Linked DNA regions of Homo sapiens: region 1 is linked to region 2. A link is an interaction called in ENCODE POLR2A ChIA-PET data of the cell type or tissue named here. Cell type or tissue: OCI-LY7. All regions are shown on one strand. Each heading gives the region's core, and the rest is flanking DNA. Links, peaks and the distances in the headings are about the cores only.

Region 1 (15,124 bases), core at 2,292-10,291, 230 kb before region 2:
CTGGGACCAGTGAAAGATGGTTTTTCAGTCCAGAGCAGTTGAGCGCTCATTGTACTCCGGCAGGCGCTGGCGCTTGGCAGGCTGCACTTGAAATGTTATTTGATCTGGTTGCATGATAGAATTGACCAAGATTACACTTTTTCCCTCCCCGTGGCTGATGAAAGCAATGCATCTGCGAGAAGTGTTCAATAACATATTTAAAGACTTAACCCACATTCATTCACTCTAAGATTTCCAGAAAAAGGCCGTTTAGATTTTTGTCTTGTTTTGTGGTTTTTGCATTTATGAATTGAGGCAAGAGCTGACGTAATGTAGCTGTACCACTTCCTTTGTGTGTGTGTTTTTATAGCGTATAGGATATGTTACAATCTACATGGTTGTGATTATTTTTGAAATGCCTGAGAGAGGGAGGGAGGGAGTGTGTGCGTGTGTGTGTGTGTGTGTGTGTGTGTGTGTGTGTGTATTCCCCTCACCCCCATCCCGGTGCCTTCAGCTATATGGCAATTCATTTTTTACATTGTAGGTTAGGGGAGGGAAGACTGTGATGGTAAACCCCATCAACGTATCAGTAAGGCTCAGTGAATTGCCTGTGTGTGATGCAGACTAGCTTTTCATTTTAACTAGTGCAACTGTGTACAGCTGTTAGGTCAGAATGCATTGGCTGCTCCTACAGGGTAGTTTTATCTTACACTGAAGGTTTTATGGACTTGACTGGTTGTGTTTCTTAATCCCTCTCCCATGCCACCGTGCTTGCTTTTAAGCAAGTGATAGAACAAGACAAGCTTTTGTTTACTTATTTAATAGTTGACTTGTGAGAGATTTATTTTTGATTTTGAGGAAATTGGTAAACCATGTAACTTATTAGTAGGTATTATATTTACCATGCTTTTCCAAGGCCAAAGGGTTTTGCTTGCTATTGTGTAGGCTGAGAAGCCGATGGAGCCATCCATTTTATAATGACATAGGAAGCCAATATTTTGTGTAAAAATCAACAATGAAAAATGGGTTCTTTGTTAACTAGTCTAGGATTAGTTTGTAAAACTCAAGCAGAAATAAATGTTGGCATCATTGGAGATAAGGTGGCTAGAATGTTTCCCCCTTGTCTCTTACCTCTCGTTACATTGTACAAAAGGACTTGAGCAACCCATTGACCAACAGCAGTTTGGCCATGGGCTGGGTGGCACATAGAAGCTTTTAGACGTGTCTGCTCAGGGGCATGTGTGGCCAACTTGATATTTTATAGTGTTATTGTTTCAAGTTATTAGAAAGTATTTATGAGTAGATTTGAGTCTTTTCAGGCTTTTCAGGCTGTAACATAGATTGTAATGTGACTGACATGGGTTCTCAGTGGTCTGGTCTCTTTACTGTCTGCTTTCCTGTTGAGTAGATACTACTGTCCAGAGCTGTTATTATCTACTGCATTTATTTTTATTTTTATTTTTTTTGAGTTGGAGTCTCACTCTGTCACCCAGGCTGGAGTGCAATGGCATGGTCTCGGCTCACTGCAGCCTCCGTCTCCCGGGTTCAAGTGATTCTCCAGCCTCAGCCTCCTGAGTAGCTGGGACTACAAGCGTGTGCCACCACGCCTGGCTAATTTTTGTATTTTTAGTAGAGATGGGGTTTCACTATGTTGGCGAGGTTGGTCTCGAACTCCTGACCTTGTGATCCACTCGCCTCGGCCTCCCAAAGTGCTGGTATTACAGGCATGAGCCACTGCGCCTGGGCTATCCATTGCATTTTTAAAAAGGAGCAAAAGTCGTAGAAACAAACTTGATTGAAATCTGTTTATGACTAAAGCTGATATTATAAATGTGGTACCTTTGTGTCAGAGGCCCAGTTTGCTGATAGAAGATGGGGGCTGAGGGTTGTTGGGGCGGAGTGGGATCTCGTGGGGGTGGCTGGGTAGAAAGAGAGCTTGTCTTAGACTAAGATACTTTTTAATTCATTGGAGAAATTGGTCCATCTTCAGACAACCTGGAATGAAGCAGTAGAGTGCAGTATTTTCTAGAAAACGTGATAATTTCATTGTAACTTATATAGAAAATGTTTTCTCTAATTAAAAGAAGTTAAAACATTCAGATTGGCAACAGACTGCTGAATCCAAGGAATAATGGAGGGAAGTAGGTATCCTACATCCAATTCAAACAGGTTATATCACAAGTTCATTTGTAAGTCTTTTTCCAGGTTGTTATCCAATTCCACATATTAATGATGATTGGGGTCTTAGACTTTCCCTCTAAAATCTAATTAATCCATGAAATAGTTGACATACTTAAATATTTGTAATAAAACAGAATAATGTTGATGCTTAGTCAATAGGAAAATTAGCATAATTTTACTCAATTTTTAATGTTATCATTGAACTCTGGTGTAATTCATTAATTTATTCAGTACAGCGTAGTGGTAAATAGTTAGGCTGTCTGAGTTTGAGTTCTATTCTTAGTTTACCACTTACTCACTGTGATACCTGGGGTAAGTTATTTAACCTCTGTGACTGTTTTCTCATACCAGAAAATAATGAGTCTACCTAGAGGGTTTACGAAATGCTTTAGGACCATGCTTAGCATGGGAAAACAGTGAATAGTTAACATAGTGAGCACTAATTATGTACTAGGTACTGTTTTAGTTGCTGAAGATACAAAAAAGATGAAGTCTCTGTTCTCATAGCATTTATTTTCCAGTGGAGGAGGACAAAACAAATAAAAATGAGCATGATGATTCGTGAAACTTACAAACATAATTTCTGAGCAGGTTAGTGAGCCATGATTGCACCACTGCACTCCAGCCAGAGTGACAGGGCAAGACCCTGTCTCATTGAAAAACAAAAAAGAAGAAAACATTTAATTTTAGAGTATTAATCAGAAGCTTCTTGTTAAGATAATAAGAATATAATGGGTAAGTATGGGAGATCATTATAAAAGTAAAGTGTTGGGGCCAGGTGCAGTGGCTCACGTCTGTAATCCTAGCATTTTGAGAGGCCCTATTGGGAAGATCTCGATCTCTGGAGTCCAGAAGTTCAAGACTAGCCTTGGCAACATAGCGAGACCCTGTCTCTATCTATTAAAAAAAATAAAAATAGAAAAAGTAAAGTATTTATGCTGTTAATGATTTGAAATAATCACTTGTTCTAAAGCTGAACAATTAGATTTGTTTCTCATATCTTGTTTTCCACAAGATGAATGAGCTTTTGTAGTTGTAGTTTTAAGAAAGGGTCCATTTATATGTGACTGGTGGGCTTCAAAGGAACAAAAGAGTGTAAATATACTGTGCATTTGAAAAATCGCTTAAGTCAAAAGCCTCCAGATGGTGTGTGCTGCTGTGTTCACAGCTGTATTTACCAGTAGCTCACCACATTATCTACCAATAATTTTAAAATAGCTGGGTAGAAACAGTGGTATATTCAGCAGTAGTGACTTGTGTGCCTTTTAATAAAATGACAGTGAAAGTACCTCCTTTTGCATGTTCTTCAGGATTTCTTAGTTGGGGCAGTTTATGTTTTGCACAAACAACCTGAGTTTACATACAGAAGCAGATAACCAAGTTATTTTTATGTGGTGGTCTCTCAGGAATGAGGCTGGGGAAATTCTGCCGATCTGTATCACTCAAAGATGTTTTTGTTTTACTCACCAGCTTTATAATTTTAAACATTTAAAAAATGTTAAATATAGGCTACTCTGCCTAAGGAATAGCCGTTCTTTATTCCTTTGCTTTCTTAATAAACTTGCTTTCACTTAAAATGTTAAATATATGTAATTGATAACTTATACATAAATAATATTATAAGGTGAGTCTTGTGTGATGACATTCTTTGGCATTACCAACAAAAAAAGACAGGCCTTTCAATACCCAGATCTACTCCCTAATATGAACTTTTTTTTTCTATTCCAAAGATTTAATACAAGTTCTTTTGGAAGGACTCAAAATTTTAAGTCTTATTATTTTTGGCCACAGACACTACTGTTCATTTGCTTAGTAAAGTGAATGGCTTGCATAAGTTACATGTAAAACATAGAAAAAGAGTTTAGAACATTATCCAGGAACTTTAGAAAGTTGTGTGTGGTAGGTTGGGTGTGGTGGCTCGCGCCTGTAATCCCAGCACTTTGGGAGGCCGAGGCGGCGGATCACGAGGTCAGGAGATCGAGACCGTCCTGGCTAACATGGTGAAAAACATTTTGTAAAAATACAAAAAATTAGCCGGGTGTGTTGGCGGGTGCCTGTAGTCCCAGCTACTCGGTAGGCGGAGGCAGGAGAATGACGTGAACCTGGGAGGCGGAGCTTGCAGTGAGCTGAGATCACGCCACTGCACTCCAGCCTGGGGGACAGAGTGAGACTCCGTCTCAAAAAAAAAAAAAAGTTGTGTGGGGGGGGTGTGGTTGGGGGAAGAAAGATACATGTGTATTTATTTATTAATTGATTAAATTATACAGAAAAACCTATATCTAGATTGAACATTTGAACAATTTTTTCTTTTTGTTTTTGCTGTTTATTTCTTACTGTTACCTTCTTTTTTGAGTGGTAGGAAAATGACGCAGACAAGTTTTCATCTTATGTGTATGTTTTTTGGCTATTTACCTAGGCAGCTTCCTTAGCCTGTGCTCTTTCCACAGATCATAATTCTTAACATAGGTTAGAGTAAATGTTCAGTAATGAAATATTCACCTTTCTCAATATGTTAGATGTTCATGGAAAGGACTCTTAACAGTATTTACTCTTAAGTGTGTTGGGTGCAGGAGCAATTTGAGTTTGGATCTTATTATTTTTTTCACTAGTACCTCCATTACATTTTATTTACTTTTTTTTTTTGATAATTTCAACTGTTTTTATTTTATTTTTTATTTTTGAGATGGAGTCTTGCTCTGTTGCCGAGGCTGGAGTGCAGTGGCGCAATCTCAGCTCTCTATAATCTCTGCCTCCTGGGTTCAAGCTATACTCCTGCCTCAGCCTCCTGAGTAGCTGGGACTACAGGCGCCTGCCACCATGCCCTGCTAATTTTTGTATTTTTAGTAGAGATGGGGTTTCACCGTGTTGGCCAGGCTGGTCTCGAACTCCTGACCTCAGGTAATCCACTCGCCTCAGCCTCCCAAAGTGCTGGGATTACAGGCGTGAACCACCGCGCCCAGCCTTGTTCGTTTATTTGTGAGAGTGTCTCACTCTGTTGCCTAGGCAGGAGTTCAGTGGCACAATCTCAGCTCATTGCAACCTCCACCTTGCGGGTGCAAGCGATTCTTTTGCCTCAGCCTCCTGAGTAGCTGGGACTACAGATGTGTGCCACCACACCTGGCTAATTTTTATCTTTTTAGTAGAGATGGGGTTTTACCATGTTGCCCTGGCTAGTCTCCCAACTCTTGAGCTCGGGTGATCTGCTCACCTCTGCCTCCCATAGTGCTGGGATTACAGACGCGAGCTACCGTACCCAGCCTGTACCACATTTTCTTTATCAGTCCATCATTGGTGGGTTCCTAGGTTGATTCCATGTCTTTGGTATTGTGTATAGCGCTGTGATGAACATACGAGTGCATGTGTATTTTTGGTAGAACGATTTAATTTCTTTTGCATGTATACCTGGTAATGGGAAATCTCCAAACTGCTTTCCACAGTGGCTGAACCAATTTATGTTCCCACCAACAGTGTATAACTGTTCCCTTTTATCCACAGCCTCACCAGTGTCTGTTGTTTTTTGGCTTTTTAATAATAGCCATTCTGACTGGCGTGAGACGATATTTCATTGTGGTTTTGATTTGCATCTCTCTGATGATGAATGATGTTAAACATTTTATCATATTTGTTGGCCACTTGTATGTCTTCTTTTGAGGAATGTCTGTTAATGCCTTTTGCTTAGTTTGTAATGGGGTTATTTGTTTTCTGCTTGTTGTATTGTTAAAGTTCCTTATAGATTCTGGGTATTAGACCTTTGTCAGATGCATGATATTTAAATATTTTCTGCTATTTTGTAGGTTGTCTGTTTACTTTGTTGACAGTTTTGTTTTTTTGAGTTGGAGTCTCACCCTGTTACCCAGACTGGAGTGCAGTGGCGTGATCTCAGCTCGCTGCAACCTCCACCTCCCAGGTTCAAGTGATTCTCTGCCTCAGCCTCCCAAGTAGCTGGGATTACAGGCGCTCACTACCATGCCTGGCTTTTTTTTTTTTTTTTTTTTTTTTTTTAGTAGAAATGGAGCTTCACCATGTTGTTCAGGCAGATCTCAAACTGCTGACCTCAGGTGATCCGCCCCCCTGGGCCTCCCAAAATGCTGGGATTATAGGCATGAGCTACCATGCCTGGCCCTTTGTTGATAGTTTCTTTTGCTGTGCAGAAGCTCTTTAGTTTAATTAGGTCCCAGTTGTCAATTTTTGTTTTTGTTGCAGTTGCTTTTGAGGACTTAGTCATAAATTATTTCCTAAAGCCAAGGGTCGGAATGGTGTTTTTTAGGTTTTCTTCTGGGATTTTTACAGTTTGTGGTCTTGCATTTAAATATTTAATCCACCTTGAGTTGATGTTTATATATGGGAAAAGGTAGCGGTCCAGTTCTGCATATGGCTAGCTAGCTATCCCAGCACCATTTTTTGAATAGGCAGTCCTTTACCCATTGCTTGTTTTTGTCAGCATTGTCAAAGATCAGATGGCTGTAGGTTTATGACTTTATTTGTAGGTTCTCTATTCTGTTTCATTGGTCTATGTGTCTGTTTTTGTACCTGTACCCTCCTGTTTTGATTACCGTAGCCTTATAGTATAGCTTGAAGTTGGATAATGTGATGCTGCCAGCATTCCCCCCCCCCCCTTAGGATTTCTTTGGCTCTTTGGGTACTTTTTTTGGTTTCATATGAATTTTAGAATTACTTTGTTTAATTCTGTGAAAAATGACATTAGTAGTTTGATAGGAATAGCATTAAATCTGTAGATTGCTTAGGAAAGTGTGGTCATTTTAATGATTCTTCCAATCTATGAGCATCAAATGTTTTTCCATTTGTGTCATCTGTCATTTCTTTTTTTTTTGAGATAGAGTCTCGCTTTGTCACCCAGCCGTGAATGCAGAGGTATGATCTTGGCTCATTTCAACCTCTGCCTCCCGGGTTTAAATGATTCTCCTGCCTCAGTCTCCCGAGTAGCTGGAACTACAGGCATGTGCCACCACGCCCGGCTAATTTTTGTATTTTTAGTAGAGATGGGGTTTCACCATATTGATCAGGCTGGTCTTGAATTCCTGACCTTGTGATCTGCCCGCCTCAACCTCCCAAAGTGCTTGGATTACAAGCGTGAGCCACCCCGCCCAGCCCACCTGTCATTTCTTCTAGCAGTGTGTTTTAGTTCTCTTTGCAGAGATTTTCCCCCTCCTTGGTTAGGTGTATTCCTAGTTATTTTCTTTCTTTATGGCTATTATAAATAGGATTGCATTCTGGATTGGCTCTCAGCTTCAACATTATTGGTGTATAGACATACTGCTGAGTTTTGTACATTGACTTTGTATCCTGAAACTTTTACTGAAGTTGTTTATTGTACCAGGAGTCTTTTGATGGCGTCTTCAGGGTTTTCTAGGTATAGAATCATATTGCCAGCAAAGAGCAGTAGCTTGACTTCTTCTTTTCCTGTTTGGATGCCTTTTATTTCTTTCTGTTGCCTGATTGCTCTGGCTAGCACTTCCTGGCTCTTTGAATGGAAAAGGAGAACTAAAAGTGCGGAAAATGTAAGGATTAAAGCAATCTGGCCTTTTTTTTTTTTTTTTTTGGGAAAGAAAATTGGTGTTGTTCAGTTTTGCTAACAGGCCTAACATTTAAGCATTTAGATAAGTAGCATTTTATTTTATATGGTAGATTAAAACATTAAAAAATTTTAAAACATTAAATCAGTAGACTAGTTTTTAGAATGGTTTTGGGTTTGCAGATAAATTGAGTAGAAAGTACAGAGTTCCCGCATCCCCCCTAACTCCCAGTTTCCCCTATTAACATCTTGAATTAGTTTGGTACATTGTTATTGTTGATGAGCCAATATTGATACATTATTTATAACTAAAGTCTATAGTGTATGTTAAGGTTCACTCTTGGTGTTATACATTCCATGGGTTTTGAAATGTTTCATAACATGCATCTACCATTACAATATCATATAGAAGAGTCTTTACTGCTCTAAACATGCCCTATGTTCTCCCTATTCATCCCTCCCTCTCTGCCCCCAAGCCCCTGGCCACCACTGATCTTTTTTAATATCTCCATAGGTTTGCTTTCCAGATGTCATATAACTGGACTCATACAGTATGTAGTCTTTTCAGATTGGTTTATTTCTCTTAGCAAAATGTACTTAAGGTTTCTCCATGTCTCTGTGAGCATGATAGCTCACTACTTTTTATCACTGATAATATTCCATCATGTAGCTGTGCTGAAGTTTATTTATCTGCTTACCTACCGAAGGACATCTGGATTGCTTCCAGGTTTTGGCAATGATGAATAAAGCTGCTTTAAGCATCTGTGTGCAGTTTTTTGTGGTGAGATAAGTTTTCAGCTCCTTTGAGTAAATATGAAGGTGTGTGATTTCTGTGTCCCATGGTAAGAGTATGTTTAGTTTTGTAAGAAACGGCCATGCTGTCTTGCGAGGTGTCTCTAGCATTTTGCATTCCCACAAGCAATGAATGAGAGTTTCTGTTGCTCCACATACTTGCTACCATTTGGTGTTGTCAGTGTAGTGGATTTTAGCCCTTCTTAGTTATTAAATTTTTTTTTTCATATAACTGCTCATTTCCGATGCCAGCTCTGTTACAGTTTTTATTTTTCTCTACTATTTGTCATGGAGCAGGAGAAACGAGGACCATAAATCTTATGCATTACATGTGCCTCATACTCTGTCTTGTAAGCGGAAAGCATAAACTTTAGATGTAAAAAGGAATAATACAATCTAATTAGATTTTTAAATGGGCATAATTCTGGTAGAGTGATAGGTTAGGGTTCATGTAAAATATGCTACACTAAGCCCTTTGTATTCTTGGCTTCTGTGTCCACGGATTTAATCAACTGTGGGGCAAAAATGTTTAGAAAAAAGCACAAATTAAAAAATATAGCGTTTATATTATATTAGGTATTATACGTAATCTAGAGATTCTTTTTAAAGTATACCGGGCCGAATACGGTGGCTCATGCCTGTAATCCCAGCACTTTGGGAGGCCTAGACGGGCAGATCACTTGAGATCAGGAGTTAGAGACCAGCCTGGCCATTATAGTGAAACCCTGTCTCTACTAAAAATACAAAAATATTAGCCAGATGTGGTGGTAGGCGCCTCTAGTCGCAGCTACTCGGGAGTCTGGGGCGGAAGAATCGCTTGAAATGGGAGGCAGAAGTTGCAGTGAGCTGAGATCACACCACTGCACTCCAGCCTGGGTGACACAGTGAGACTCCATCTCAAAAAAAAAGAAAAAAAAAAAGTATATGGGAGAATGTGAGTAGGTTATATGCAGATACTATACCGTTTTATATACGAGTGTCTGGATATTGGTATCTGTGGAGGTTCTGGAACCAGTTCCCCTTGGATACCGAGGGATGACCGTAGTATGAATTTGTTAGTGGTTCCATGTAAGTGTTATTTCCCCTCAGTTTCCCTGTGTTCTTCGTTTTCCAAAACATTTCATTTTATAAAACAAAGGGATGCTTTTCAGTTTTTAGAAATAAACCCATTCTGCTAAGGTCCTTATTTGCTAGATCTATGTAGAGTTAAATGTTTGTATTATTTTCTTTCTTTATTGAGGACCATTTATTTTAATGATCAAGGAACTCAGAAATGCAGAAGATTTGGTCCTGTCCTTGGAGCTTGTAATATATCCAGTAATAATTGCAGCAGTGCATATTCAGGGGCTTACTATGCAACAGGTACTGTGCACTTCTTAGAGGAGGTTAGAACTACTTCCAGGGTAAGCTAAGTTAGAGCGTTTGACTCTGCATTTATCCAGTACTAGCTACTTGTTGGAATTTAACATCAGCCTAATTGTGGCATATAAGTACCCAGTGCCTTGGTTGTTAAGATGATTTGGATAGGCTCTCCTGATGGTTATGTAGTTCATTAATTCTTGTTACAGGTCCTTAACTTTATTTTTATCAGGGACTTCTTTGAGTATTGGTGTAATATATGATCTTTCTCCCAGAACATAATTTGTGACTGTTTGAGTACATAAATTGCAGATGGTTTATGTAGCCTTTGAAGCCTATCCATGAACCCTCTCATTAAGAACTCCTATTCTGGTGAGCCCTAGATCTATGTTTGAATGACTAGGAAGGCTTTGCATTTCTTATTTTTGGCAGGTTTGCTTTACTTATATTGATTTGAGGCCATTGACTTGTGCGAACACTTGTGGAACAGTGTTTGTGTGTACTGAATGGTTTATAAAGGGGTTCCCAAGGCTGCTGTTGACCGTATTAAACTGCTTTCTTTATGAGGACATAGAGATAAACTTTTCTTAGCTCTTAGTACCAAAAAAAACCAGACCTTCTGAGCATGTGGTTTGTTTTCTAACTTACAGATTTAGAATCCTGTAACTCATCAAGTTTCCTTTGAGCCATTTGCTTGTAAAATTTTGGCCGGCCGGGCACGGTGGCTCATGCCTGTAATCCCAGCACTTTGGGAGGTGGAGGCGGGCAGATCACAAGGTCAAGAGATCGAGACCATCCTGGCCAACATGGTAAAACCCCGTCTGTACTAAAAATACAAAGATTAGCTGGGCGTGGTGGTGCGCGCCTATAGTCCCAGCTACTCAGGAGGCTGAGGCAGGAGAACTGCTTGAACCTGGGAGGCAGAGGTTGCAATAAGCCGAGATTGCACCACTGCATTCCAGCCTGGTGACAGAGCGAGACACCGTCTCAAAAATAAATAAATAAATAAATAAAAATAAAAAATAAACTAAAATTTTGGCCACATCTAACAAAAGGTACAAAATGAACATGAATACATACTTTTATGTAGCAGCTCATTCATGGTTTCATCTTTTAGATTCTCCTCCTCTTCTATTTTTTCCTTTGTTCCAAGGAAAAGAGAAGCAAATATTGTATAATTAAAAGTAAAGGCTTTGTAGCCTGTGTGACCCGTGAAACTAGGTGTGTGACCTAAGGAAACTATCCACAAAGGTAAATACTTAATACTTCTTAGCTATTATTCTCCACCAAATACCCTCATCTGTTCTTAAATTTTATTTTACATTGTCTAAATCTCAGTAAGCTACCTTCAGCCCCCTTTAAAGCCATCCTTTCAAACTATCTTTCTCTCTCGATACAAAGATTTAATTTCTGCCTAGAGACAATCAGTAAAGAAATTGTGTAGGCGAGTGCCGTGGACTGAATTGTATTGCCTCAAAATTCCTATGTTCAAGCCTTAGCTTTCCGTTCCCCAAGTGCTATAGTATTTGGAGGTGGAGCCTTTGGAAGGCAGTTAGGTTTAGATGAGATCCTGAGGGTGGGGCTCCTCATGATGTGATTAGTGTCCTTATAAGAAGAGGAAGAGAGACCAGAGATGACCAGTGCTCACTCTGACATGTAAGGACACAGCCCCAGAAGGTGGCCATTTGCAAGCTAGGAAGAGAGCCCTCATTGAGAAAGTGAATCTGCTGGCACCTTGATCTTGGACTTCTGAGACTCCGAAACTGCAAGCGATAAATTTTTGCTGTTTAAGCCACCCAGTCTGTGGTATTCTGTTATGGCGGACTAATACAGAGCATAAATTTTATACCTGCAGAAGATGATCAGTATGTTACTACAGAGACTGAGCTTTTTGAGAACGAAATGAGGATTATACTTCTCTTGGCAGAAGACTTTAGACCTACTGAACAGCCTTTACTGGCCTCTAGTTCCATCCTTACAGCTGCCTTCTGAAGGAGGCAGAACAGATGTTAGCCTCTCAGGTTACACAAAATGAGATGCAAGTGTAGGGCAGTTCATTGAGTTTCCCACATTTACAGTTTACATTTTGGAAGTGGCTAACTAAGCCTGTTAGTAGTTTTTTTTTTTTTTTTCCTGTATCCATTGCTCCTTCGATGGGCACCTTAATTTGTCAGTCTTATAATCGCTTTGCTTAGAAGAATATAACCTTTATTTTTAGTCCCTGTGGTGATTTGATTTTCAAGGTGAAGAACTCTCTCACTTCTCACATTCTGGCATGGGAACTGAAACTTCAGTGGGGAAATTATTGAATTATCTTTCCTGTCTCAGGGAAAAAATATGAATTCCTTGGCCTGCTGTTTAGATTTGAAGTATAAAATTTCTTTGAAGTGTCATAACTCTAAGAAATGTGATATTACCTGAATTAGTACTTGTGATATTGTATCCTTTCATTTTTATACAGGTATTGGTTTGTTACTCAGTCTTGCTGATGAATGTCTGTAATAGGATAGAGGAGTTATTTGTGGCTATCTACAACCAGAAAATTGCTGTTTATTTTAGTCAAAGTGATTTGAGTATGTCTTCATCAAAGGGATAAAGCAGGAATGCCAGAAACTATAAACTTTAGTCAACTAAAGAAGAAAAACAACCAAACCAAAGGCCAAAAACTCCATCCTTAATTCTGCCCTTCATTCTGAAAGAATTCTGAGTCTCTACAAAGTTTATATTCATAAGCTGTCAGAACATACTTAATTTGCTCCATTTTCCATTGAAATTTCAACAAAGAAACTAAAAAAAAAATCAAATTTTTACTTGATAAAACTATTTCTTTAGATTAAAAGCTTGGAATAGATTTTTAAAAAAGCTTTATTGAGAGAAAATTCCTATACGAGATAGCTCACTCATTTAAAAAGTATACAAATCAATGGTTTCCAGTATATAGCTGTTCCTTGACTTAAGATGGAGTTGTGTCCCAGGAAACCCATCCTAAGTTGAAAATACATGTCGAAAATGAATTTAATTCACCTAATCTACCAAAATCCATAGCTTAGCTTAGCCGATGTTACACATGCTCAGAACACTTGCATTAGCCTACAGTTGGGCAAAATCATCTAACATAAATCCTATTATATAAGAAAGTGTTGGATATCTCATGGTATATATGTATGAGTGGATGAATGGATGGACAAATGGACAGACAGATAGATGTTTTGCCCAGTGGCACGATCATAGCTCCCATGCTCAAGTTATCCTCCCACCTTAGCTTCTGGAGTAGCTGGGAGGCTACAGGTGTGTGCCACTATGCCTGGCTAATTTTTTAATTTTAATTTTAATTTTTTTTTTTTTGAGATGGAGTCTTACTCTTTTGCCCAGGCTGGAGTGCAGTGGTACAATTTTGGCTCACTGCAACCTCCACCTCCTGGGTTCAAGGGATTCTTCTGCCTCAGCCTCCCAAGTAGCTAGGATTACAATAGCAGGTGCTGCGCCCAGCTGATTTTTGTATTTTTAGTAGAGACGGGGTTTCACCATGTTACCCAGGCTGGTCTTCGACTCCTGAGTTCAGGTCATCCGCCTTTGCCTCCCAAAGTGTTGGGATTACAGGCATGAGCCACCATGCCTGGCCTTAAATTTTTTGTAGAGATAGGGGTCTCATGTTCTCCAGGCTCCTCTCAAACTCGTTGGTTCAAGCGATCCTCCTGACTTGGCCTTCCAAAGTGTTGAGATTATAGGCGTTAGTCGCTGTGCCCTGAACTGAAAGTGAAAAATGGAATAGTTGTGTGGTTACCTAGAGTATGTTTTCCACTGAATGCGTATCACTTTTGGACTGTTGTTAATTTGAAAAAATCGTATGTTAGACCCTCTTAAGTTGGGGACCATCTGTGTTCATAGAGTTGTGCAACCAGGACCATATTATTAGAAATAGATTTTTATATGGCAGTTCTTGGTGATTAATTGAATGCTGTTAGATAATCTTTTTGTGTAAATTTGTACTTCTGTGAATAAGAATATAACTAAACTAAAACTAAATTTGTACTTCTGTGAATAAGAATATAAGATGTTTTACTTTGCAATATATAATTGGCTTAAGGCATTAAAACCCTGCTTTTGTTTACTGTGGTCTGACATAAGGGAGTTAACTTCAGCTTAAGGTTATTAAATCCTTCAATGACTGATGACTCCCTTCAAGTTATGTATGACGAAGCAATTATGAATATGGTGTGAAAATGGGATGTAATCTCTTTCAACACATTATTTGGAGAAATTACGACTCTCCCCAAGTATTGTATATTCAAATATGTTAGACACTGACCATTTTCAGCAGTTTGTTAGAGAATTTTTTATTTATAGTAGAAAGTCAGAGTCAGCCTTTATGTCTCAGATTTGGTGAGTTTCTCAGTGTTAATTCCCAATTGGTTAATAAACGTCAAATGGAGCTTTAAGGCTCCTGGGCAAGTCCATTCACTTATGCAGTTTCTTAGATGCCTGTTTCATACATTGTCCTTTTATACTTCCTCCTTGGCCTCATGGTGGGCTTCCTACTTGCATGAGAAAATCAGAACAGTCTTAAGAGCCCTTCTGCAGACTCCTACCACATCTTGCCACCTTCCAGGGCATCCTGTGCTTTCCCCACTGCTTGTGTATAGACCAGCTGTTCAGGGAACTCTCTGAGGCGCCACCCGTGCCCTCTCACATAGTAATTTCCTGTCTCTCATAATGTTGATGTTTCATTCTCTGCTGGATCTTTCCCAGCAGCATACAAACATGCCGCTTTTCTCCAATCTTAAAACAGATACAAACTCCCGTATTTGGATCCCACTTACTCTGCCAGCTATTGCTGATTTCTCTGCTTCCTTTGCAGAAAAACTTCTCAACAAGAGTTTTCTGTACCCAGATCTCCAGTTCTCCTTTCCTCTTAAATCCATCCGTTGTTGCTCCAGGGAAACTGCCCTTGTGATGATCACTAAGGCCTCTGCACTGACTGTTCCTTCTGCCTGGGATATGTTTCTCCAAATATCTGTAGCTCACCGTCCCGCTTTCGAGTCTCAGTGAGAGGCCTACCTTGACCCTCAGTCTCGGCTCTACTTTGTCCTTACTCTGCTCTGTTTTCCCCTAGAGTACTTGTCTTCATCACAAACTACACCTTTATTTTTTTTTTGAGACTGAGTTTCGCTCTTGTCGCCTAGGCTGCAGTACAATGGCGTAATCTCAGTTTACTGCAACCGCCACCTCCCGGGTTCAAGTGATCCTGCTGCCTCAGCCTCCCAAGTAGCTGAGATTACA
Region 2 (15,124 bases), core at 3,156-11,155:
AATTTATGATTTGATCAACTTCATTTGATTTCAAATTATCACTAAAATGTGTGCTTTTTGCATTAAATAGGCATGTAATTCTTCCTTTTATTCAGTTCCAATCCACGTTGACCTGTGATTATAAACCCCCATTGTGTTATAGAACTTGACAAATGTCTGCTTGTTCTGGATATTAGGCAAAGTATGAGAATCTGACTTTATTTCAGATCTTTTTATACGTCTGAAAGAAGCCTAGGTTGGATAGTTTTCAAACATTTGCAAATCATAATAGTATTTTATTTTTAAAAGAGTCTAATGGTAATAATAAATACGAATTTATTGATAAATAATAATAAAAATAAATAAGTTAATATTTATTCATTGCACCACCACTCCCAAGTGGGATCCAGTATTGATCATTGTTGTAGGTGTTTTGTTTTGTTTTAAGATAGTTGATTTATTCTTATAGCTAATGTACAACCTGGACTTCCCAGTCTTGATTTAAAATAAATTAGTGCCCTCTAAACTGTGAGAATGCTCTGGAAATTCAAATTTTTAATACTTTCTGTTTTGCTGAGTGAGCATTGAAAATGGATGTTTGGGCCGGGTGCGGTGGCTCATGCCTGTTATCCCAATACTTTGGGAGGCCGAGGCGGGTGGATCACGAGGTCAAGAGATCGAGACCATTCTGGTTAACACGATGAAACCCCATCTCTATTAAAAATACAAAAAATAAGCCGGGCGTGGTGGCAGGCGCCTGTAATCCCAGCTACTCAGGAAGCTGAGGCAGGAGAATGGCGTGAACCCGGGAGGCAGAGTTTGCAGTGAGCCGTGATCGCGCCACTGCACTCCAGCCTGGGCAACAGAGCAAGACTCCGTCTCAAAAAAAAAGAAAAAAATAAAAGAAAATGAATGTTTGTGATATTCCTTTTGTTGGCAGTTAAATGTTTGGAAGAGAGACTTGCAGTGTGTGTTTCAGCATTTATTTATTGATTTCATTCAACAAATATTTACCACTGCCAGCTTACTGTGTGCCCAGCCCAGGGGCTCCAGCAGTTGCCAGGAAGGCATCTGCATGTCCTCCGGAGTCTTCTGTTAGAAAGAGGAAACACATGGCTGTCTCCTCTTGTGATTCCATAGGTCTTTGCCTAAACCTAAGCAAGAGTAATTATTACAACCTACTTGATCTTGTCATTTTGTATGTTTTGTATCTGTACCAATTTGTAAGTTTCCTGGAAATAAGGACTGTGACTTATTAAGGTTTATTCTTTACATGTCTTGAATGTTCAGCTTTACTTGACCTGAATGTTCGGCAAATGCTGGCTCATTGTTAAAATAAGAGATTGAAGCACGAGTGAAAAGATCAGAACGTCCACTCCATGAGAACGGGGATCTCTGTGTTGTTTACTGCTGTGTCCCAGAACCTAGTATTTTATTTAGGAAGTTAGCAAGTTTTTCTGGAGTATTACCTTATACTATGGACTGTGTTCAGCACTGGAGATGCAAGTCTTAGACAAAGCCAATCTTTGTGTAAGAAGACTAGATGTGTACAGGAAAGGTGGATTTCCAATGAGAATTCTGAGTGACAGCCACAGTATGGGGAGGTAGATAGAGCAGGAGGATCTTTGTACCTGCTGTTTCTCTACATTATCTGCAAGTTGGAACTCAGAAACTTGGAGTGTCTGGAGCATCTTTGCGAGGTGGGAAGGTGTCCATGGTGCCAGACACTACACAGGGTTGAAAAGACGCAGGGTGAGAAAAGTTGATTAGCTTTGACAAGAAACAAGTCTGGTCCTAAAGGGAATATGTAGATAAACCTGCATCTTTATTCATATGTACTGAAAAACTAGCATACTATTACAGACTTACTTTCTTTAAAAAGCTCTTAAATTTTAGCCACTTTAAATATTTTGTTTTTGTGTGAAATTAGCACAGTCAAAAAACTTAAGAAATGCTAAAAAGAAAGAACATAATCTAGTGTGACTTTACGCTGCTTTGCGGAGAATGAGGCAAGAGTAGGGGTCCTCCTGGCTGGGTTGGAGTCTTGGCTTCACCACCTGCTGGCTCAGTGTGGTGAACATCTTTACTTGATCTTTCTGTGCCTCAGTTTCCTCATCTGTGAAGTAGGGCGATGATAGCTCCTAAACCGTAGATTAAATGAGAGAATACTTTCCCCATAGGATTAAGTAAGATAATGATTGCATGGAATGTCCTGAGCACTGGGCGGGGCCAAACATTCCCTAAATGTTTGCTTTATGGGAATATAGGGGAATCCTATTCCTATCTTTGCCAAAATATTTTCTGCCTTGCCTGCCTCCCTCTCCCAGAGTGAGTAGAATAGGGGTTGGGATAGGGTGGTCTTGGATGAGAACAAATTCCTGCGCCTACTGAAATGATGGAGTCTCAGTGCCCCTTTCCTGACTCTTCTGTGGGAGATAGTCAATGAGGAGCTTGCCTTGGATCGATTGTGTCCTGTCTGTTATTTGGTGCAGTTAGCTAACTATAATTGTTGTTGTTTTAGCTGCATGAAAGCGGTTACGATGCTGGCAAAGCCCTGCAGCGCCTGGTGAAGAAGCCTGTGCCCAAGCTCATCGAGAAGTGCTGGACCGAGGACGAAGTGGTGAGCAGGAACCAGCATTTGCCTTGTGCTCTGGGGCATCGGGCCACCGGCGTCTCAGTGTGTGACCTCCCTGCTGCTCAGGGAAAGCAGAAGCTTCAGTCATGCAGAATGGCTGTCCGTGGCAGCGCCAGGCAGGAGGATGGGGCCCTTCAGCCCCTTAATTGTACAGAAAGACTTGATTTTATTAAGATTAGGCTTCATAGATGTCGGGAAAGATTGTCCAACTTTCATGGAAAGAAAGGAGAAATTGATAGTTACTCCTAAAAAAAGTTAATTTGAACTTGTTTTTGGTGCAAGCTAGCTTGTGATACCTCCCTATTTAAAGACAGCATGTTAAAACCCGTGGACATATAACCTAAAGTAGGGTTGGTGACTTGTCTTTTTTTTAATCATAATTATTTTAGAGAAGGGGGTTTTGCCGTGTTGCTCAGGCTGGTTTTGAACTCCTGGGCTCCATCAGTCCTCTTGCCCCAGCTTCTTAAGTAGCTGGGACTGTAGGCATGCTCTACCATGCTTGGCTTGGTGACTTGTTTTTATAGGGCTTGTAAGACCCCTGACCTCCTTAAAGGACATTGATTACAAGCGGGAAGCAGAGAGTTGATGAAATAAATATGCTGGATTTTACATACTGATTGTATTGCTGTGGCCTGTTGAAGGAAGTGGGGGGAGAGAAATGTGCCCACAGATACAGCCTTGCAAACCCATGGATTCCCATCCAGCAGACAGTTTTAATGAAGCTACATCTCCATCTTGTGACTTGTAAAAGGCATTGCTGTAAACGACTTACGGATTTCTTGTGCTTTTGCAAATACAGTCTTCAGTATGAATGTTACCGCTTGACATTTGCCTTTCAGGTCGAATGAAATTTAAATGAAGGCTGGCACTAATACACCTATTGATTGCAAGTTCCTCTCCTGTATTTTAAAATATGCTAAGAAAGAATGTTTAGAAATTGTATGTGCTTTCCTGATCCCGCTCTTTCATTGATTCAGCAATATTTACTGAGTGCCTGCTTGCGTGCCAGGTGTTGTCCCTCCTTGGGAGTCTTAAGTTTTAAGAGGGGAGACCTTCATAAATGAGTATGTGCCGGGGGTGGTGAAGCAGATACAGAATAGGGTAATGAGGGAGAATCAGCTGGGTGGGGTACTGTCTTAGCTAAGGGAGGATCAGGAAAGTCCTGGTAAGTAACATTTAGATGAGACCTTAGTAAGGTGAGGAAGGCAGCCTTTTGGATATTAGAGAATTCTGGGCCCTAAGGTGAAAGCATGCTTGGCATGTTCAAGAAGTAGGCAGGAATGTTTCTGCAACACAGCAAGGAGGGGAGTGGTGGGAGGGGTGCCCTAGAGGGAGCAGATCAGGTGTGACCTGTTGGCCTGCTGTCAGGGCATGGTGATGTGCCCCACATGAGCAGCTTCTGAACAGAGGAGTGACTTGCTCCGACAGTGGGGCTCACACTGGCCGCTGAGTCCGGTGGTCTCTGGGGGTTGCTGCACACCAGGCTGGGACTGGTGGCTGGGTGGTGTGGCAGCAGTGGTCGTGATAAGAAGCAGCGAGATCCAGGCTGCACCTTGAAGGTAGAGAAAAGAGAATTTGCTCCTAGAATGGCTGTGGGTGAGGGTGGGCAAGGGCTGAGGAATGGGAAAAGCTAGGCGGAGCTGAGATGCACTGAAATGGCCCTAGGGTTTGGTAATGGAGTGCTTGTTGAATAGTTCCTTAAGACTTTAACTTTATCAGACTTACAGAGTTCATGAAGCTGTTTTAAAACAAACAAAACCATAAAAATCTTAACGTTATTATTAAAGAGAAAGAAACATCTTAAACATTTTAAAATGTTTAGACAACGTTAAATTCAGTTTTGAGAAGTCGTAGTGATACTGTTTTTTTACTGTAAGCCTGTTTATGTGAGGAGTGGATAAGAGATCTGATTGACAAGGTTTTAAAATTCTGCGAAAAGCCTGTGTGGAAGAAACACATAAGGAGATGAAAAGGATGGAACAAGTGTATAGACTGTGGTCGTTTAACCACCCTTTGTGAGATTGTCTTCAGTCCTCTCAGCCTGGCCTAGGCGGCCTCAGGGCCTTGTCAGCTTGCAATCCATGGCTGCTTCTGCTTCTGCATTTCCCTCAGTTCCTGGCCATCTCCTCTCTCTTCAGTCTCCATGCCCTTTGGCGTCCTCTCTCCTTCCCCACTTCCCTGCCTCTTCTTGGTGTCTCCCACCCTCCCCACTCCTCACTCATGCCTCCCAGCCCCTCGCTAGCCATGGCTCTCCTCTCTCCCTTCTTTCATTTCTCTTGTGACCTTTCATTCCCTCTGGAATTTTAAAAATACACAGCCAAAGTCCTCTCTTCCTGCTGAAGAGAAAGCTGCTTTCCTTTTCCTGCAGCGCCTGCTTGTAACATCAGGCAGCTGTTGATTGTCTCCCCATTGCTGCTGCTTGAGGATTTGTCGCTGTGAGCTGAGAGGGAAGTTTTGCACATCAGAAAGAGCCTGGTTTATTTTGAAAAACAAAACAGGACTCCAAAGTGGTGAATATTTTGAGTATGGAATAATGATCCTTAACTGTATACATCCGTATCCGTTTGGGGTCATTTTTATCATGTTTGCTTCTTGGTTTGAAAAATGTCTTGGCAGCCATCCAGCCCTTGTAGAGCCTCAGGATCAAATGGTTCCCTTATGTGTAGGAAGTGAAGCTTCACTTTGAAAACCTCAGCAGTGAAGAAGAGAGACTGACTGAATAATTGAGAGGTTGAAGGAAGCTTCTGGTGAATGGATCCAAATCAAATCTTTGAAGAGATTTATGTGGCAACAAGGCAGTCCCCTCTTTACCCTCGCCTGGCTTTGGCTGTGAAAAAACACCTGCTGTGTTCATGTGGCCCCCTTCTGTTAAATTTACCACATTTTCTCACCTCAGGAATCACAGGAATAAGCAAAACAAATGTGTTCCAGCTAACATAAATACATGGGCCTACCTCCCCCTTTTTTCCTCCCAGTTTTCTATATACTTGGAACATTCTAATTATTATTTTTATTATTATCATTACTATTTTTTAAGAGATGGGGGTCTTGCTATGTTGTCCAGGCTGGACTCAAACTGTTGGGCTCAAGTGATCCTCCCACATCAGCCTCTGAGCAGCTGGGACTACAGGCAAGCCACAATGCCTGGCTACTTATTACTAAACTTCGCTGCCGCTGGCATATTAATTTGTTCTAACTACCCAGTGTCTGATCTGACTACAACAGTCTTGATGAACGGGTTTCCCTTGGCATTTTTACATGAATACTTTGAAGCAGCTGCTCTGTGAGAGGGTTGGTGAAATAAGCACCTGAAGGTGTGAGTTCCCTGCTGTGCAGCGGACAGGCTGGGCCTCTGCACCTCCTGGGCCTGGCAGGCCTGCTGCTCTATGAAGAAACTAACCTCTCATGCCAGTGCAGACCCTACTCGTTCTCCAGTCTCAGCTCGGTTCCTGGCCCATCCCGCGGCCAGTGCTCCCTCTTCGCACTGTCTCCCCTCTGCGCGTCACTCGCTTGGCAGTTCATCCTCTGCCTCCTCGTGCTGACTTCTGATCCCCAGCTCTTCATTCCTTGCGGTCTTATTTCTGAGTTGATTGTCCTCCGAGTTTGTAAACTTATTAAGGGTAAGGACTTAATGATGAAGATAGTTTCTCTCCATATGAGAGGCTTGAAGAATATTGATGACTCTTTGTTCAAGGTAATCCTTTTAAAAAGTTCTTCACTATAATTGAGTGTCTTCAATCCAGCATTTTAAAACTTTTAATAGTTAATAGTTATGAATCAGCACATTAAAGAGAAAAACTTTTACATGCCTCAGAAACCAACCTTAAAAATTTTACTTTTGGAGCCTGGTCAACACAGCAAGACCTTGTCTCCACAAAAAAATTAAAAACATAATAAAATAGCTGAACATGGTGCCATGTGCCTGTAGTCCCAGTTACTTGGGAGGCTGAGGTTGGAGAATCGCTTGAGTCCAGGGGTTAGAGGCTGCAGTGAGCCGTGATCATGGCACTGCACTCCAGCCTGGGCAACAGAGCAAGACTCTGTCTCCAAAAAAAATAATAATAATAAAAGTACTTTTGGAAAAAGCTCACACATTAAACTCTTTCTTCTTGTTCTTCCTACTCCTCCTTCTCCTCTTCCTCCTCCTCCTATCACCTGACCTCTTTTTCCTAGGTCTTTCAGATAATCATGAATTCTGGAGATCTTAGACCTCAGAATCACACAATAGGAGGCCTTTCATCTCAAACTCTCAGTTTATTTCTCTGACAGTGTGCGTGTATGATGTTCCTAATTGAAGTTGCTTTGGGGCTGAGACACTTCAAATCTTGAACTGAAGCCAAAATGTGCCAGTTTCTGTCAAATTCTGTACCGGATACTGCAAATTAATTTTGCTTTTGCCGAGTGTCTGTGAGCAACACCTGGGTCATGTCTTTCAGGCTAAGTAAACTTGGTTTGATCAGAGAAGCATTTTGGAAGAAATGCTAGGTCAGTTTGTGAAGCTTTAAATACCAAGGTATGGGTAAGGGTGGAGCCAAAGTAAATGGCTGCCTTCTGCCTCTGAGAGTTACATTGATGGTTAATCAATTTCACATATATTATGCTAAAAATACTGTTCCTTTTCAGGAAGTCATCCAGATTGGTAGAACTTAGGAAGATAAAGAGGAGGAAATAGAGATTAAAACATTAAAAAAAAAAACCCAAACAAAACAAATCTTAGATTATTAGGTTTTTAATTAAACATGATGAACACATTCAAATATAACATAAAGGCCCCAGGCTGAACTGCACCTAATCGAAACAGATTAAGTCACCCTTCCATGCTTGGGTGGTTATTAATTCTGTTTATTTATGCATGCGAGCTGAAGGTAGCATTTGCTGCTGTTGTGTTGGTGCTTATTGCACTGGGATTCCGTTGCCGCTTGATGCTGTGCTCTTAATTAGCATTCAGCTGTTGATTATGGAAATACTGGGGATGCTAATTGAATTCTTTTTAAAATTCAGGGCCTGCATTTTCCTTGTGGAGTTTGGTTTGACTTGCAAGATTGTAAGATTGGGTGCTCCAGTGAGCTGTGCATCTCACTCTTTGCTTCCTATCCACTTAGCTGCGTTTTGGTTTTTAAAATTATTTTCATGTTGAATTCGCTTTCCGCAACAATCCAGGTGTTGCACAAAGTGAAGGTTCTGTTGCTTACCATGTTACTACAGGGTGTTTTTATTTCATCTTGGGTAACTATAGCTTTTATCTTGAAATACACTACCCATTAAATATTTTATATCAATTTTGATGTAATACATTGAGGTGAACAATCTAGATACAAATAAGCTCTGAAATTTTTATCCAAAAATAGTTAATCTGTGGTAGTGATAAACCTTAATTGGCCATGTACATGGATTTATTTACAAGCTCATAAATTTTAAAACATCTAAATCTTCCTTCAATTTAAAGCTCAGTCTATCATAAATATAAATGAAAATCCTTCTTTCAAAATTGACATGAGATGGCAAAGTAATTTTCTAAATATTTGTAATCCAGTGAACCCGTGCGGCCGGTCAAGGAATTACTTACACAGAATACACACAACTATTTGCAGGGTGTCTTTCCCCAGCAGCATCTCCAGATGCCTTTGTTATGCCCTTTTTGGAATGTCTGCTTGAGAAAACATTGTTTTCATTGTTCACTCTTTTCAAGCTAGGCATCTGAATGTGCCAGAAGACGGGGCTGCTTAGTGGGGCAAAAATACAATGAATTTTATTTACTGTTTGCATGGCAGCTGAGGAAAATGGAATTCACAGCAAAATCCCCGTTAAGATCCAATAGCAGCAGGAGGTTGTGGAGGTGAAAACAGCAAGGAGGACAATGACAAAGAGGGAGAGAGGCTCTCAGAGCTTGTAGTTATGGTTACGTGGATTTCAGATACTAATAATCTTGGTGATTTTGTTTTAAAATTTTACATCCACAATATAGGGGAAGGGTTAGTTATATTTATTTTAGGAATGGTAAAATTTCCAGAGTTGTTGACCATTTTATGTAGTCATTCAAAAATGATGATAGGAGAGTCTTGTAGGTCATCTAGTACGAACCTTTTCACTTTCTTATTCTTTTTAGGGTTTTGTGCAGATTGTTTTTTTTATTGTTAGAACAACATCCTAAAATCATTAAAGGGAATTTAAAACCTCACCACTAACACGTCGTCTCACAGTGTCTGGCTTCATCGTCTCATTTGCTGGCTTCTTGCTCTCTTCTGGTCTTTGTTTATGTACGTACGTGGTTTTATGTCATTGTCAACTTACGTATGTGTACAGGTTTGCATACATGTGAGTTGAGTCAGAACATTGAAATTATCTTTCTAAAGAAATTATAACTTGAAAATTTTTACAATTCATTTGGAACCTTTGCCATTAACCCAAAATATAGATACAATGTATCTACTGCATCACATAGTAGGTACTTAGTACATTTTAAATTGAATCACAGTAGATTCTCCTCTCTACTAACCACCCTTCCTCCAGTTTTAAATGACAGTGGTACTGTTTCTTATGAAGAACTAAATTTGTATATATGAGAGTAGGAAAAATAAGAGAAATAGAAATGTTGATATATTACACGTATGTACATATTACTCCATATTATGTATTCTTAATGTGACCTATAGTGAGAATTAGCCCTTAATATTAAAAAAGAAAAATGTAGATTCAAGTGAGATTTGCCTGAAGTTCCAACTATTAATAAAATTGGACTATTTTTCCTATGGTTAATTCCCATCGGCCTTTGAACCAAACCCTTGCTTAAAGAAGTCAATAGTATGGATAGAATGGAGTTTATTGTCAAGTCCTTTCGGAAATGAGACAGCAAATTAAAAATCAATTATATGCACAGAAAAGTTGGTGTAAGGCAGTCAGTTCTGTCAATTAGTTTGCAGAAAGATTCTACTGTTTAACAAGCTCTAAAGAGAAATGTATTTTTAAAACCCTTTAGTAAATGAAATAGGACAAGCATTTTATTAGAAGGGAAGAGATATTTCAAAAATGTATTTCAGTAGTTCATGTCAGTAGAAGTCGCCTCTGGGATAAATGTACAGATTCAGCTGTGACCTTTCCATTCACATCCACGGCTCACTACTTTCTAGGCTTCCTCTTTATGCTGTGGTCAAAGAAGTTAGTATGCCCATTTTGCTCTTTGTGTTTAACAAGATTATTCTTTTCTTAGTGTCTTTAACCGGTACTTTTTTTAAGTCCATCATCCCCAGCCCTACTTTTAGATTAAAAAAATAAAAGCCAGCATACCTTGTGCTGTTCTTTAGGGCCGTGTGTGTGTATGTATATGTGTGTGTGCGCGCATGCGCACACGTCTGTGTTTAGACATCAGGGCTATACAGAGACCTGGAAAGTAACCCCACATTGAATATAAGCACACCTTAAATTACTCCTGGCTGCTTGGGATAATCTTTTTAAATCGAAGAGTACTTTTGACGGTATATTTTTCATTTTTGCTTGAGCGGGGAGTAAGGGGAGTAATGGGGGGAGTCTTCAGCTTGAAAGATTAATAAATACTAGAGCAGTGGGTTATTGAAGCCATGTTTCCATCTCATTTTCAAGGGCATGTAAAAAAATGGAGATAGCATACACTTTCAGCCACTCTCTATCATCTTTCTCTGTTCATTTAAAAAATGAGAACAAGGCACAAGGGGACTTGAGAGATTGCATTTGTTCTCCCATAGACAGTGGTTATTTTATAAACGAAGAGGATGGAAAACCCTTTTCTTGTGCAGTTTCTTAGCAACAGAATTGGAGTCAGTTTTAATGCGTGTGCTTAGAACATTCTACGTATAGTGACATTGGAGTCTTACATTTTCACAGGTGAGACATATTACATTGGTAACTGGAATTGAATGTTGGGAGAAGGAAACAGGAAGTGAAAAATGAGAACCCTACCATGAGAGGAAGTCATTCATTTAAAGCTACCTCCTCTCTCCTGGCATACTTCTGTCTTAAATCTAAAGTCTCCCTTAGGCTAGGCGCAGAGGCTCATGCTTGTAATCCCAGCACTTTGGGAGGCGGAGGCAGGGAGATCAAGTGAGGTCAGGAGTTCAGGACCAGCCTGGCCAACATAGCGAAACACCGTCTCTACTAAAAATACAAAAATTAGCTGGGCGTGGTGGTGCGTGCTTGTAATCTCAGCTACATGGAAGGCTGAGGCAGGAGAATCACCTCCCCAGGAAGCAGAGGATGCATTGAGCCAAGATTGTGCCACTGCACTCCAGTCTGGGTGACAGAGCAAGACTCTGTCTCAAAAAAATAAATAAATAAATATATAAAGTAAGTAAGTAAGTCTCCCTTAGGTAGAAGTAGTGATGGCCTTGGTAGCCCCCTAATTGCCATCTTCACTAGAGTGCCAGCCTATTTTGTATCTTCTCTAGTAGTGTTTTGTTATTCTTTTCCTAACACCCTGCATGCAACTAATTGACACTTAGATTTGATTTTGTTTTTGCACTTGCCTTAAGACATTTTTCCGAAGTACCTTTATATAGGTGAATTCTAGTGTGTTTTCCACATTTATGAGGCAAAGTACTGAGCTATCAGGAAGCAGCATGTGTTTGGTGGTTATAAGGGGAGAAAGACAGTGCCTGATATTGGCCTCACCACCTGAGCATGGGGCCTCAGGATCTGTCTGTCTGGCTCTGCATTCCTTGCAGAGGAGTTTGGTGTCGGTTTGGCTCTTCCTGTGATTGTTGACTGTGTGAACATGAAGATAGAATGATTCCTTCCTACTTACCAAGTTTCTCATTCAGTTCTGATTTTAGCTCACTAGTTGAAATTCATTCATTCTTTCATTCTGGAAATATTGGTAGAGCATTGACACTCTGCCAGGTGATACAGCAGTGAACAAAACAGACAAAATTCTCTGCCTTCATGGAGTTGAGATTGTAGTGGGGAAGGAGGATAGATTAAAACAGTCTTGCTAAGTGACATGTATAGTGTGTTAGTCCTGAAAAAATTAAAAGCAGGAAAGTGATAGGAAATACCAGGTAGAGGGGTTGAACTTTTTCTTAAGGTAGCCATGGAGAGTTCACTTTTGAGTAAAGACCTTAAAAAGTGAGGAAGCTAGCCTTGCAGATACATAGGGGAAGAGAATTCTGGGCCAAGGAAACAGTGCAAAGGCCCTGAGGTGGGAGCATGCCTGAGTGTGTTCCAGGAAGAGCAAAGATGCCCCGGAGTGGATGGAGAAGATGAAGTCGGAAGGCCACCAGGATCTTAGACCAGAGATGTTCACTCCTATTTTGTACCTCACAGTTAAATTACATTATCAAATTAATGAGGAATTCTTGAGGGCTGTTCTGTTTTCTCCTAACATTGTATCTCTCATAACAGTGTTTTTACGGCTTCAGTTATGTAGGACTCTGAGTCATGCATTCCTCTGACTTCTGCAGCTGCTCATTGTGTCAAGATTGAAGCGTTTTTGTTTTGTAACTGGTTTAGACAATATTTACTACATAAGTTTACTATAAATTCAGCATTTGTGAGAGGAGCTGTTTTTCCTGAGTAGGAGCAAGAAAATACCTGGAAAGAAAAGTGTACCTGCTCTACCTCTATCTTGGAGCAGTCATTACTCTTGTTATCAGCCTGTCCTGACAAATTTTAATTCAGGAAGTGAACACTGTGGAAAACTTAAAACTGTAGATGTCATGCTCTGAATTATAACACCTAATGAAAAGAGTCATCTCAAAAATCTTCCTTTCTTGAGTCAAATACCCTGGCTTTGAGACTCAGCTCAGGGGAGAGTCCCTCTAATACTGCTGTTTGACAGAAGAGGCCAGCTTCCCTTGTCGGCCGGCATTTGCTTGCTCTAGGCCTGTGGTGATTATTCTTAATGTCTGGAGGATGGATGCTACGTGCACTGACTAACTAGAATGCTGGGCCAAGCTTAATGTTCCCTAGTAGTGTTCTGATATTCTTCTTTCCCCAACACTCGTTCTTCTGAGAGGTTAGGGTGCTCACGAGGCACTTTAGAATGAGGAGTGGCCCATGACTGATGAAGGCCGGGACGTCACTGCATTTTGCAGGCCCTGCTGCACCAGGTTGGTTTGACAAGTTCATTTAGGTGCCTCCACACAAAACTAGGAAGTCTTGAGGGCAGGGTTGTAGTTTAATTCTTTTTGTATTCACAGAACCTGGCCCAGCACCTGGAGCAGGATTGATAATAAGAAAATATCATTTGAGTGGGTGGAACAGAAGAGAAACCTCACATTGCTTCAGTGCAGTGACCTCTTTGGCTGAGCTCTTGAGCTGCCACCGTCTAGGGAGAATTAATTAACTGGATGTGTCCCTGTTCTTTTCCTCTCAGTAGCTTGCTTTGGAAGGAGCAACCAACTCCTTCCAGTTTGTGGTTTTATTTTCTAAATTCCAATTAAAAAAACTCGTTCATTGCCAACATCACCTGATGTGTACTGATGATACGTGTGGTTGAGATGTTCTATTATGGGAGAATGAGTGATGGAGAAGGAAAGAGCTCAGTGGGCAGCACAGGTGAATCTGGCTGTTCTAACACACCTTCCCATACAACTCAGCACTGTTCCCCCAGTTCAGGAATCGTGCTCCCTTGTGATCTCGCCACTGCACTCCAGCCTGGGTGACAGAGCGATACCCTGTCTCTAAAAAATAAAAAATAATAATAAAAAAAGGAATCATGCTGCTAAGAACACCAGGAAGATTGTTATTCTGAAAATAGGAGGATGCCCAGAGTTGCCCTGAACAGCTTCGTCACCACTGCCCCGTGTCCCTCCTGGCTCTGCTGTCTGAGGGCTGCTGACGTCCTGGCACCTGAGCTCTCTGGGGAAGGCACAGTTACCTCCTGAAGAAGATAAGCCAGGCTCTTCTCTTTCCTATATGGAAAACTCATTTTTGGGGTGGGTTGGTGGGCAGAAGCAGGAAAAACAGGCCTGGTGGTTTGTGGAGAGAAAACTGGCCTGAGAGTCAGAGGTGTGGGTATCAGTACTCAGATTGGCTGCCACCTGTGTGGCCTCAAGAAAGTATGATCTCCCCACTCCCCTTCTTGAGTCTTCAGTTTTGTGGGGGTTTTTTTTTGTTGTTTGTTTGTTTGTTTGTTTGAAACAGAGTCTTACCCTGTCGCCCAGGCTGGAGTACAGTGGTGCGATCTTGGCTCACTGCAACCTCCACCTCCCAGGTTCAAGCGATCCTCCCGCCCCAGCCTTCCAAGTAGCTGGGATTACATCCTCACACCACCACGCCCAGCCAATTTTTGTATTTTTAGTAGAGATGAGGTTTCACCATGTTGGCCAGGCTGGTCTCGAACTTCTGACCTTGTGATCCACCTGCCTCGGCCTCCCAAAGTGCTGGCATTACAGGCGTGAGCCACCACACCCAGCAAGTCTTAAGTTTTTTTTTTTAATCTAAAAAATTATAGGAAAAGGAGAAGGAAAGGGAAGGGGAAAATTCTGAGGTGCTGGCAGCTGTGTTTGACAGGAGGTCAGGATTAAGCCCATCTTGGTCTGCTGCCTGCCCCATCCTTTCACTTCCCAGGTGAAAAATTGGCCACATGATTTATCTAAAGCTAACAGAGTCATTCCTGTTTAAGAAATTTGAAAACACACGTGTACACATGCATGTGTGCGTACACACACACACAGTGTCCTTTTGTTACTGAAAGTTCTGGGATCTCCCTTGAAGCTGATTTGTAAGTTTTGATCATACTTTTATTTTTCTAAGCTTTGCCATTGACAGTAATGAAACCAAATCTCCTAGGCTACAGAGATGCAGGCTAATGAGTACCATAGACTCCACCAGAGTGGGAGGAAGGATGGCCCATCACTGCAGCCATGCTCTGTGCTCTTCTGTCCCTTGTGCTCCCCTCAACAGCAGCTTGGAGTCTTCTCTGGGAGCCACTGTTTAATATTAAAATCTGTGGAGGTGTCACACATTTGCTAATAAACTGTTTTCCAAACAGACATGTTCATCCTAAATATTACTCATTTTCTTTTTTCAGATAGGGCCTCTAATTAATTAGGGTGACAGAGCTAAGTAAGCTTGGTTATCCAATTTTAAAAGAGAATTTTAGAAAATGAATTAAAAAAAAATTTTTTTTTGAGACAGAGTCTTGCTCTGTTGCCCAGGCTGGACCAGTGCAATGGTGTGATCTCAGCTCACTGCAACCTCTGCCTCCCGGGTTCAAGTGATCCTCCCACTTCAGCCTCCCCAGTAGCTGGGACTACAGGTGTGTGTCACCACACCCGGCTAATTTTTGTATTTTTAGTAGAGACAGGGTTTCACCATGTTAGCCAGGCTGGTCTTGAACTCCTAACCTCAAATGATCTGCCCACCTTGGCCTCCTAGAGTGCTGGGATTACAGGTGTGAGCCGCCATGCCCGGCCTAAGGAGATCTTGATAAGCAAAGGTTTGGGAAACTGGTTGACCTCGACCAAAAACCCACCTAACATTAATCTAAGAAATAAAGGAGCTTTGCCTAGAGAAGACCTGGAGCTTTGATCTGTGGTG

Evidence for each region. ChIA-PET counts read pairs that join two places held together with the same protein. Peaks named below come from ENCODE experiments on the same cell type or tissue, not always from the same donor. Only the 100,000 strongest peaks of a DNase experiment are listed, where the experiment ranks them.
Region 1: POLR2A ChIA-PET joins it to region 2 with 5 read pairs; 5 of 35 experiments call an interaction of 5 or more read pairs at or near these places.

Annotation. Positions count from the first base shown.
Region 1 is chr1:8,686,626-8,701,749 of GRCh38, reverse strand. All of the region lies in intron 1 of RERE (arginine-glutamic acid dipeptide repeats), which reads left to right. Among named protein-coding and RNA genes, the nearest start is that of RERE, 120 kb to the left of the region's middle. RefSeq lists silencers at 432-531, 8,286-8,580, 14,445-14,494 and an enhancer at 10,571-11,071. In OCI-LY7, for the core only: no CTCF peak of the experiment used is centred there; no DNase peak of the experiment used is centred there.
Region 2 is chr1:8,453,400-8,468,523 of GRCh38, reverse strand. It overlaps RERE (arginine-glutamic acid dipeptide repeats), which reads left to right. Exons shown (of 23, transcript NM_001042681.2): 11 at 2,501-2,599. Among named protein-coding and RNA genes, the nearest start is that of SNORD128, 34 kb to the left of the region's middle. RefSeq lists an enhancer at 7,999-8,896. In OCI-LY7, for the core only: a CTCF peak has its summit at 3,360; DNase peaks (open chromatin) are centred at 3,333, 5,273, 7,013, 10,543 and 1 weaker place; H3K4me3 peaks cover 2,807 bases; H3K27ac peaks cover 6,881 bases.